Regions from separate parts of the Homo sapiens genome. Here all the other regions are linked to region 1. The links are chromatin contacts, found by Hi-C in ENCODE. All regions are on one chromosome and are shown on one strand. Each heading gives the region's core, a stretch centred on a gene start or an enhancer-like site at or near the end of the contact. The rest is flanking DNA. Distances are from core to core; before and after follow the strand shown. Region 1 holds the start of ZCCHC14 (zinc finger CCHC-type containing 14). Region 2 holds the start of BANP (BTG3 associated nuclear protein). Region 3 has its middle 28 kb from the start of MIR6775.

Region 1 (3,100 bases), core at 264-2,763:
AGCCTAGACCTGGGAAATAAGATGAGGAGACCCAACTGTCCCCAGCCTTGCCCTTGTGCCCATGTGGGAGGCCATCCTGACTCCATTTAGATTTTTGCTTCTTCCTACACTGACAAAGAACACTGGGGCAGCTCCAGGGAAATGTGCCCAAGGTGTGGAGGGGGCTGGGGGAGTGGAGAGCAATTTTTTTTGTTCCCAACCATGCCTTTCTGCAATCTCTGTTCATCCTCGAAGACCTAAGACTGGAGAATGTGGGGTTTGTTTGTTTTGGAGCGACTGGGGCGGGGAGGGGGGGTCTCACCATGTTGCCCAGGTTGGTCTTAAACTCTTGGCCTCAAGCGATCCTCCTGCCTCGGTCTACCCAGTAGCTGGAACCACAGGCGTGCCAGATTCGGCTGAAGAGTTTTGTTAGGAAGTTTTCAGCACCTTGGACCATATCCTGAAAAAGTTCATTCATTGATTTAACCAATCTCTAGTGTGCACTGCCCAGAACCAGAGTGTAAGCTCCACAGGGTAGGGAGGGCGCCAGCTTTGCTCTCAGCTGCCCCCGGGCGCTTGGGACCTGGAACCCATGAATGAACAGACCCCGTTCTAGATCAACAGACATTCAAAGCAGCGCTCTAGGGGAAGGGCAGGGGAGGAATGAGCGTCCAGCCCCCGCGGCTCTACTTCTATGCCTGTGTGTAAGTGGTGGGATTTAAAGGTGGTTGGGTGCACCGGCCCTTCCCCCACCTGCAATCCGGTGCCAATGCAAGTGCCAGGGGAGGGTGGCGTTTCTGTTTACTTCCAGCCAGGTCAGCTCCCTTGCCCCCTCCCCTGTGTTTGCATTTTCTGCGTTTGGCGAGCTGGTGAAGTAGCCGCGGAAAGAAGGCGGATTTAAAGGCTCCATTTGGACGAGGCTTTTGGAGAAAGCTTGCACCTCCCATCACACCCCCAGGGCAAGTCAGCCGCCTCAAAAGTGCCGGTGCCGGCCCTCTGTGAGCTCAACACCTTCGCACAAACCTCGGGGGCGGTTATTATTACCCTCTTTTTCCCGGGGAGGCGCCTGGGGCTCAGAGAGGCCAAGTGACTCGCCCAAGGTCACACAGCTTTGCAGTGGCCGACCCGGGATTGGAACCCGGGGCTCCGGACCCCGCGGCGGCCGTTTCTCGAAGATACCCACTACCTCCCTCTTACACCGCTCAAAAATAAAGCAGGAAGGCCGAACGCCCCGTTTTCGCCGAAAAACAATGCTCCACGCAAATTTGCGGGAACAAAAGCAACCAGAAATCCAGCCCGGGTTTTCCGCCTCTCCGATTCCGCGGACCAATCGCGTCTTGACGGCCGCCGAGGGACGGGAGGCGGTGGCCCCAACATGATCGACAGCCCCCAGGGAGGCGTGGCCGCGGAACGGGCGAATGGGATTGGGGACCCGGCACAATCACGGGCCGAGAACGGGCCGCCTGAGCCAATCAGTGGGGGGGGGACGGGCCCGGCAGGCCCGGGCTGTCGCGAGAGGCGGCCACCCCGCCCACTTCTGCTGATCCCGGCCGCCCGTCAGCCGCGAGCGCGACGATCCCTCCGCTCCTCGGCCGGCGCCTCCTCCGCCGTCGCCGTCGCCGTCGCCGTCGCCGTCGCCGCCGCCGCCGCGCTCGGGCCCGGATCCGTCCGCCGCGCGGGAGCAGCAAGGCCGGCAAGTCCCGGCCGGATCCCTCCGCGCCTCCCGCCGCGCGTCCCTCCCCCTCCAGCGTCCGTTTCGCGGCCGCGGCCCCCAGCGCTCCCCAGGCGGCGACGCCGCGCCCGCGGCCCGGGGTAACGGCCGGCCTGGGCGGAGGCGCGGGCGGCGGCGACGGCATGGCCGGGGCGGCTCCGTCGGGGGGCGGCCCGCAGTGACAGACCCTGCGGCGCGGGGGGAGATGGGGGCGGCCGCCTCCCGGGCGACGACGACGACGACGACGAGGAGCAGCCGCCGCCGCCGCCGCGCACCGGCCGCCGCTGGGCACGGGCGCGGGGAAGGCGCCTCCCCGTGAGCGGGGGGCCCGAGGCCGCTCGCCGCCCCCGGCCGCCCCGGCCGCCCCGGGCCCCCCCGGCGCCCCGCGCGCGCCCGCCCGCCGGCCCCTGACGGGAGCCTTGCCCGGCCCCGGTCCCCGCCCCCGCCCCGGCGCCCGCCCGGCCCGCGGCGCCCGCGCGCCCTCGCCCGGACCCGGCCCCGGCCCGCGCGTCCCCGGTCCCGGCGCGCCCCGGCCGCGGCCCCCGGCGCCCCCCGGCCGCCCCCGCGCGGTCCCCGGCCCCGGGTCGCGGCGCGGCGCGGGCGGCAGCATGGTGGAGAAGCGCTGCCCGCTGCAGAGGGACGGCGTGTACCGCTGGTTCTCGGAGCTGCCGTCGCCGCAGCGCGTGGAGTTCCTGTGCGGCCTGCTGGACCTGTGCATCCCGCTCGAGCTTCGCTTCCTCGGCTCGTGCCTGGAGGACCTGGCCCGCAAGGACTACCACTCGCTGCGCGACTCGGAGATCAAGGCCAACAACCCGGCCGACCTGGGCAGCCTCACCAACCTGACGGACGAGGTGGTGCGCAGCAAGCTGCTGGTGTCGCTGGCGCTGCTGGGCTCGGAGCAGCGCGAGGCGGCGGGCGTGCTCTACCGCACGCTCACGCACATCGACTCCATCATCCACAACTACGGGCTGCAGCTTAACGAGGGCCGCACGGGCGATGAGTTCCTGCTGCTGTTCACCATGGCCTCCAACCACCCGGCCTTCAGCTTCCACCAGAAGCAGGTGCTGCGCCAGGAGCTCACGCAGATCCAGAGCAGCCTGAACGGCGGCGGGGGCCACGGCGGCAAGGGCGCGCCCGGGCCGGGCGGCGCGCTGCCCACTTGCCCAGCCTGCCACAAGGTGCGTGCCCGCCCCGAGCTCTGCCCTGTACCCCAAGTCTGCATCCCCAACTCTGCACTCCAAGCCTCCAGCCTGCACCGCGACCCCCCGACCCACGCCTCCAGCCTGCACTGAGAGCTCCCACCCAGGTCTCCAACCTGCACCACGAGCCCCCAGCCCGTATCCCAAGCCCCATCCTAAGCCTCTATGTCGCACCCCAAATGTGTGCCCCACCTCTCCAAGCCTCCACCGT
Region 2 (3,100 bases), core at 329-2,828, 460 kb before region 1:
AGCTCTTTTTTAAAAAGATTAAAGCCCCAGGCTGGACAACAAGGCGAAACCCCCTCTCTACGAAAAATACAAAAATTAGCCGGGGTGGTGGCGTCTGTGGTCCGAGCTACTCAGGAGGCTGCGGTGGGAGGATCACTTGAGCCAGGGAGGCCGAGGCTGCAGTGAGCCAAGATCACGATACTGCATTCCAGTCTCGGGGACCGAGTGAAACCCTATCTCCAAAAAAATAAAAATATTAACGCCAATGATGACAGAATCCAACATCGCAAGAATATATTCTTATTTTAATCGCCAGACACGGGAAGTGGACCCACATACAGAATTTTACCGCGTTTTGGTGTTTTCTTCTAGCACTGGATATCTGCGAGCTGCGTGTTAAATGACCAGATCCAGTTTTTATTTGACGTTTCCTGAGCTTACTCAGAACCACTCACTACTCCAAGTTATTTTTCTGTCCCCTAAGAACTTCCAGCTAAAAGTGAACCCTACAACTGCCTCCTCTTATCAATTATTTACTGTAGTGCGAGTTCCAGCATCGCCATCAGGCCCTGGAGTACATTCCTGGGCAGAACAGGCAACTCCAAACAGGGCAATTACCTGTTCCACATCAACAACTGTGTGACCCGGGCCCTCCCCGGTCAGGGTGCAAGCTCGCTACCCTTCAAAGCCCACACTCGCTCCACTTGCTCACAGTTCTTCAGGGATGATGTATTTCTCCAATAGCAAGACAACCCCTACCATCTCATCAGTGAAAAACATCAGTCCTCTATCAAGGCAATCTCTCCAATTTGCTCACACAGTGTGGATGGAATGTCATCTACTTTCTGCATCCTAGGGGGGAAAAAGAAAACGGCCACCTTCCTTAAGGACTAGATCACAGAAATCGCACAAACGTGCTGGGGAGGGGGCACCCCGAGGTCCTCGTTCATCGGGGCCCCTCGGGGGACGGGCTGGGGTCGTCGCCGAGGTCTGCGGTCCCCGAGAGCGCCCCTTGCGTGTGCAAGTCCTGGGCTATGGGGCTCCGGTCCACAGCCACGGAGGAGGCACAAAAACGATGCCTGTCGCTCCCGCCTGGCTGGCAGGAGCGACCCCCTTGGGAGACTTCGGGCCCCAGAGGAGCCCGGGCGCGGTTCTAGGCCTTTCCAGTCTCCCCGCCGTGGCTCCGGGTCCTTCCCGCGGGGCGAGGCCCGGGACAGAGGTCGGGAGCGCGAGGCCCCCGGGCCGGGCTGCGGCAGCCGCGGCTCAACGGACGCCGGGCGCGGTGGGGCCGGGGGTGCGGAAGCGAGGAAGCGGGAGCCCCTCTTCCGGGGCGCGGCCGGGGACGGGGAGCGGGGCCCGGGGGGCGATCGCCCGGCCCGGGCGGTTGGCGGCGGCGGGGCTGCGGCGCGGGCGGCCCGGCGGGCGGGAGGAGGAGGGAGGAGGGAGATCTCGCTCTCGCTCTCGCCCCGCGGGAAGGGGGAGGCGGAGGCGCGACCGGCTGCGGGAGCTGCAATTACCGTGTGGGCTGCGGAATTCTCGTGGTGTTTGTCGGGGAGATGCGATAATGGCGTCCGTCCTCGCGAGAGAAGCCGCCGCTCTGCGCAGGCGCCGCGAGCCCCTCCCCGCGACGCTCGGCCCCCGCCCTCCGCGCAGGCTCACTGGGCGCGCGGGCCCGGGGGCGGGGCACCCCTGTGGCAGTGAGGCCAGCTGCGCGCGCTTTTCCCGCTCGGCCTCCTGGTGAGCATGCGCAGGCGGCCTTCTTCCGCGACGGTACCGGCTTCCCAGGGCTTTTTTCCCCCCGTTTTTCGCCCACGCCCATGGCCTGCGTGAGAACAATCACCTCAGTGGACGGTCTGAGGAATTTGCATCTTCTTTGAGACGGAATGAATACGCATTAGCTCCCTCAACTACTACACCTCCCAGGGTGCCCTGCGCAAGCTGGGAGCCATGCATTCGGGGACTCGTAGTCCCTGCGTCTGGGCCATGCCTGCCGGGACTTGTAGTCTCTCCGGACTCCGGTGGCCCGTCCTGTCCCCGCACCAAGGGTTGCTGGGACTTGTAGTTACGATGTCTCAGGTGGGCTGTGCGCCCCCAGCGGGTCCTACCTGCTGCTGCGGCGGGTCCTGCCCTGAGGTTCCGGAGCGCTTGGTGGCGTTTTCCCTGACATAAGTGGTCAGGGGTCCCCAGTGTCTATCCAGAGGGGCCTGAGTGCACGCGCGCGGGACTTAGCACACGCGGCAGTGATTATGGTCTTAGATAAGTCCTATAGGTAACACATAATATAAATAAGTGATGGCGGCCGGGCACGGTGGATCACGCCTGTAATCTCAGCCCTGTGGGAGGCCAAGGCGGGCGGAACACCTGAGGTAAAGGGTTCGCGACCAGCCTGGCCAACATGGCGAAACCCTGTCTCTACTAAAAATACAAAATTATGCCGGGCGTGGTGGCGGGCGCCTTGTAATCCCAACTACTCGGGAGGCTGAGGCAGGAGAATCGCTTGAGCCCGCGAGTCAGAGGTTGCAGTGAGCCGAGATCGCGCCACTGCACTCCAGCCTGGCGACAGAGCGAGACTCTGTCTCAAAAAAAAAAAAAGTGATGACGTGAATGTGCACACGTAGAATAAATGTGCAAATGTGCGTTTGTGGGTAATCACAGGAAAAAATTCCCAAACCATAGCGCAGTTCCCAGAAATGTCATTCCTGGTTATCTCCCTCTGCTAATCTAGGATTACCTTGCCTTTCATTTTCTTCTTTATACTCGCCTCTGTTTCCTCAATTATTTGCAATGAGCAAGAATGCCTTTGAGCTCCCAAACACAGGGCGAGGCAGCTATTTTCACTGGGAAAAAGAAAATGCTGGCCGGGCGCGGCGGCTCACGCCTGTAATCCCAGCACTTTGGGAGGCCGAGGCGGGTGGATCACGAGGTCAGGAGATCGAGACCATCCTGGCTAACACGGTGAAACCCCGTCTCTACTAAAAATACAAAAAATTAGCCCGGCGCGGTGGCAGGCGCCTGTAGTCCCAGCTACTCGGGAGGCTGAGGCGGGAGAATGGCGTGAACCCGGGAGGCGGAGCTTGCAGTGAGCCGAGATGGCGCCACTGGACTCCAGCCTGGGCAGCAG
Region 3 (3,100 bases), core at 316-2,815, 310 kb before region 1:
CACAGAGCAAAGGAGACTATAGGTGTGAAGGTCCCAGAGAGAACAGTGGGAGGTGAGATGGGTTATACATTCAGGACAGTCTGCCGGGTGGGATTAGGATTGCAGGCATCACCACCACCCTGTCTGCACCAGTGGCAGACATAAGCAATCGATGGCAGCACTGTCTCTCCCAGCCCGGGTTTTTCAGTCTTGGTCACTGGGATTGGGGGCTGGATAATTCTTCACTGTGGGGTTAATTGGTTGTTTCCTGTGCATTGCAGGATGCTTAGCAGCATCCTTGGCCTCCACCGACTGGAGGCCAGCAGCAACCTCCCCGTTAGTTAATTGTGACAACCCAAAAATATTTTACGCCAAGTTTGTCCGACCTGTGGCCCAGTGCAGCTTTGAATGAGGCCCAACACAAATTTATAAACTTTTTTTTTTTTTTTGAGATGGAGTCTTGCTCTGTTGCTCAGGCAGGAGTGCAGTGGCGTAATCTCAGCTCACTGGAACCTCTGCCTCCTGGGTTCAAGAAATTATCCTGCCTCAGCCTCCCAAGTATCTGGGACTACAGGCAGGCACCACCACGCCTGGCTAATTTTTGTATTTTTAGTAGAGACGGGGTTTCACCATGTTGGCCAGGCTGGTCTCGAACTCCTGACCTCAGTGATCCACCCACCTCAGCTTCCCAAAGTGCTGAGATCATAGGCATGAGCCACTGCATCCAGCCCAAATTCGTAAACTTGCTTAAAACATTATGAGATTTTTTTTGTGATTTTCTCTTAGCTCATCAGCTATTGTTAGTGCATTTGATGTGTGGCCCAAGACAATTCTTCTTCCAGGGTGGCCCAGGAAAGCCAAAAGATTGGACACCCCTGTTCTAAACATTGCTGTATCCCCTGGTTAAGAACTAAGTCCAGCTGCAAACACCAGGCTGCAGGCAGGCAGCATCATCACTGGGAGCTGGTGGTGCGAAGCCTCTCTCCCGTGTCTGCTGGGGTGTGGACCGTGTGGCTTTGCATATGTGTGCTCTGTGAGGTGCCTGGGTGATGCTCCCCCTTCCAGGCCCTGCATGGCTGGCGTTATCTCGAAACGCTGGCAGCCATCCTGGCTCCCATCGTCCCTGTGAGGATTAAAGGGCAGGGCTGACTCCTTAAAGGGCCCCACCCCAACCTCCCTGCCCTCCTCCCTCCCTGCTTCCAGGAACCGCGCCTCCAGGGGTGGCTCACAGGGGAGCCTGCCGTGTCCCAGGTGAGGGCAGGTGCGTGTCAGAGCAGCTCAGAGGAGCAACTGGACCGTATGACACCCATTATCTCCAATTGTACAGGTGCCAACCTGCCCACAAAGGGTGCAGCATGTTCTGGAGAGAAAGAGGAGCCCCCGGGGCACCTCCATTCCCATCCCACTCATGAACCCAGCCCCCAGGGCTTAGTGACTTTACATCAACGGCAGCTCTGCCCCAGCTGCACCCTCCCATGCTGGATGAAAAAGAGGCTGGTGGCTGATGTAAGAGGCAGACATGATTCAAGCAGGAAGTATGAGTTACAGCCCTGCCCGGCAGCTCCGTTTGGAAAGGCGGCTGCATCTGCACCAGGTGGCGGCAAGGCAATTAGAGCAATTAGTGGGGCCTTGTGTAGCTCTGTGGAAGGAGGACCTGAAAGAGACCCACAGAAAAGGGAAGCCCCCTCCTCCCGGAGCCCTTACAAATGCACGTGGGCACAGAAGTGGGAAAGAAAACAAGAGCCGCCCTGCAGGCACCTCCCAGGACAGGCCCCGTTGGGGCTGGGTGGGCGCCGCCGGGCTGCTGGGGAAATGATTCTGGGAGGCAGAAGACCTGACTGCAGTCTTCTGCAGGACAGCGTGGGGATGTAAGGCAGTGGGCTTTTTAAAGAGCTGTGGGCCGTGCCCCGGCTGCAAAGGGAGGGGCCTGGGGTGCCGGGAGGCCCGGCTGCAGCTTTACCTGGCTGTATGTTGGACAGGGGCTGCGGGTGTCTGCGCAGAACACGGCTCCTTTGAGAGAACTGTCGGTGCCACTTTTGTTTCCGACACATGTATGCGTATGTCTGTGGATTTCTGAACGTGAGTCATGGTAAGGGAGGTTGACAGATGTCGTCCTCAGCCACACGCCCCTTGACCACAGTGGTGTGTCTTGGTCACCTTCGTGTCCTAGGTACCCTAAAGCTGCCTCCTCCTCCGTGTGGGGAGGGAGTGGGGCTGCAGTGACTTCACTGGAAGAGCATGTTCTTGGAGGGGGCGAGGTAGGGGCAGGGGCCTCTCTGGGTGTCCTGTGCGTCTGCTCTCCACTCTGATGCCTGGCCCTCTGCGGCCTCCTTGCTCGTCCCTGGAGGCTTCGTGGTCCTGGCCCCTGGGGGGCTGCTGCTCCCACAGCTTCTATTGCCCCCACTCCCCCAGGCTGGGCTCCCACCTCACCCCACCATCCTCCGGAGCAGGGGAAACTGCGCCCTGTTCATCCAATGTAAATGAGGATTCTGACAGCCATCGAGCTCAGCTTGGCCTTCTCAGACTTCCACTGGGAGAACTCAGGGTCCAATTAAACTCCAGAACCAGGTGAGCTGCACCTTCTCAGGTATCAAAACACAGGGCCCGCCAGGCACGGTGGCTCACACCTGTAATCCCGTAAGTTTGGGAGGCCGAGGCAGGTGGATCACCTGAGGTCAGGAGTTCGAGACCAGCCTGGCCAACATGGTGAAACCGCTTCTCTATTAAAAATACAAAAAATTGGCCTGGCATGGTGGCTCATGCCTGTAATCCCAGCACTTTGGGAGGCCGAGGCGGGCGGATCACCTGAGGTCAGGAGTTCGAGACCAGCCTCAACATGGAGAAATCCTGTCTCTACTAAAAATACAAAATTAGCCAGGCCTGGTGGTGCATGCCTGTTGTCCCAGCTACTCGGGAGGCTGAGGCAGGAGAATTGCTTGAACCTGGGAGGTGGAGGTTGTGGTGAGCTGAGATCGTGCCACTTCACTCCAGCCTTGGCAACAAGAGTGAAACTCTGTCTCAAAAAAAAAAAAAAAAAAAAATTAGCCCGGTATGGTGGTGCATGCCTGTAATCCTAGCTACTTGGGAGGCTGAGGTAGGAGAATCGCTTGAACCCGAGAGG

The links. A loop is a pair of places that touch in the nucleus more often than their neighbours do. Pooled maps may share reads with other maps.
Region 2: a map of CD4-positive, alpha-beta T cell shows a loop between it and region 1 (8-fold over the local background). The contact joins the promoter of BANP here to the promoter of ZCCHC14 in region 1. A Hi-C loop is called at or near these places in 2 of 168 maps with a recorded cell type or tissue (CD4-positive, alpha-beta T cell and naive thymus-derived CD4-positive, alpha-beta T cell), 6 of 37 single-sample maps with no recorded cell type and 16 of 50 pooled maps.
Region 3: a pooled map shows a loop between it and region 1 (20-fold over the local background). The contact joins the enhancer-like site here to the promoter of ZCCHC14 in region 1. A Hi-C loop is called at or near these places in 3 of 37 single-sample maps with no recorded cell type and 4 of 50 pooled maps.

What each region holds. Positions count from the first base shown.
Region 1 is chr16:87,491,437-87,494,536 of GRCh38, reverse strand. ZCCHC14 (zinc finger CCHC-type containing 14) reads left to right here and starts at 1,513. Exons shown (of 13, transcript NM_015144.3): 1 at 1,513-2,868. The coding sequence starts at 2,299. It overlaps ZCCHC14-DT (ZCCHC14 divergent transcript), which reads right to left and starts at 350. Exons shown (of 4, transcript NR_110943.1): 1 at 302-350. RefSeq lists a silencer at 1,395-1,574.
Region 2 is chr16:87,949,912-87,953,011 of GRCh38, reverse strand. BANP (BTG3 associated nuclear protein) reads right to left here and starts at 1,578. Exons shown (of 14, transcript NM_001386991.1): 1 at 1,497-1,578. RefSeq lists silencers at 1,083-1,182, 1,203-1,262, 1,293-1,412, 1,423-1,722 and enhancers at 1,011-1,653, 1,913-2,222.
Region 3 is chr16:87,805,341-87,808,440 of GRCh38, reverse strand. No RefSeq gene overlaps it. Among named protein-coding and RNA genes, the nearest start is that of MIR6775, 28 kb to the left of the region's middle. RefSeq lists enhancers at 792-931, 982-1,101, 635-1,576, 1,182-1,581, 1,577-2,520 and a silencer at 2,445-2,783. Within about 2 kb of position 1,565, at least 23 of the 41 ENCODE cell types and tissues checked have a DNase peak (open chromatin) inside an H3K27ac peak, as active enhancers do.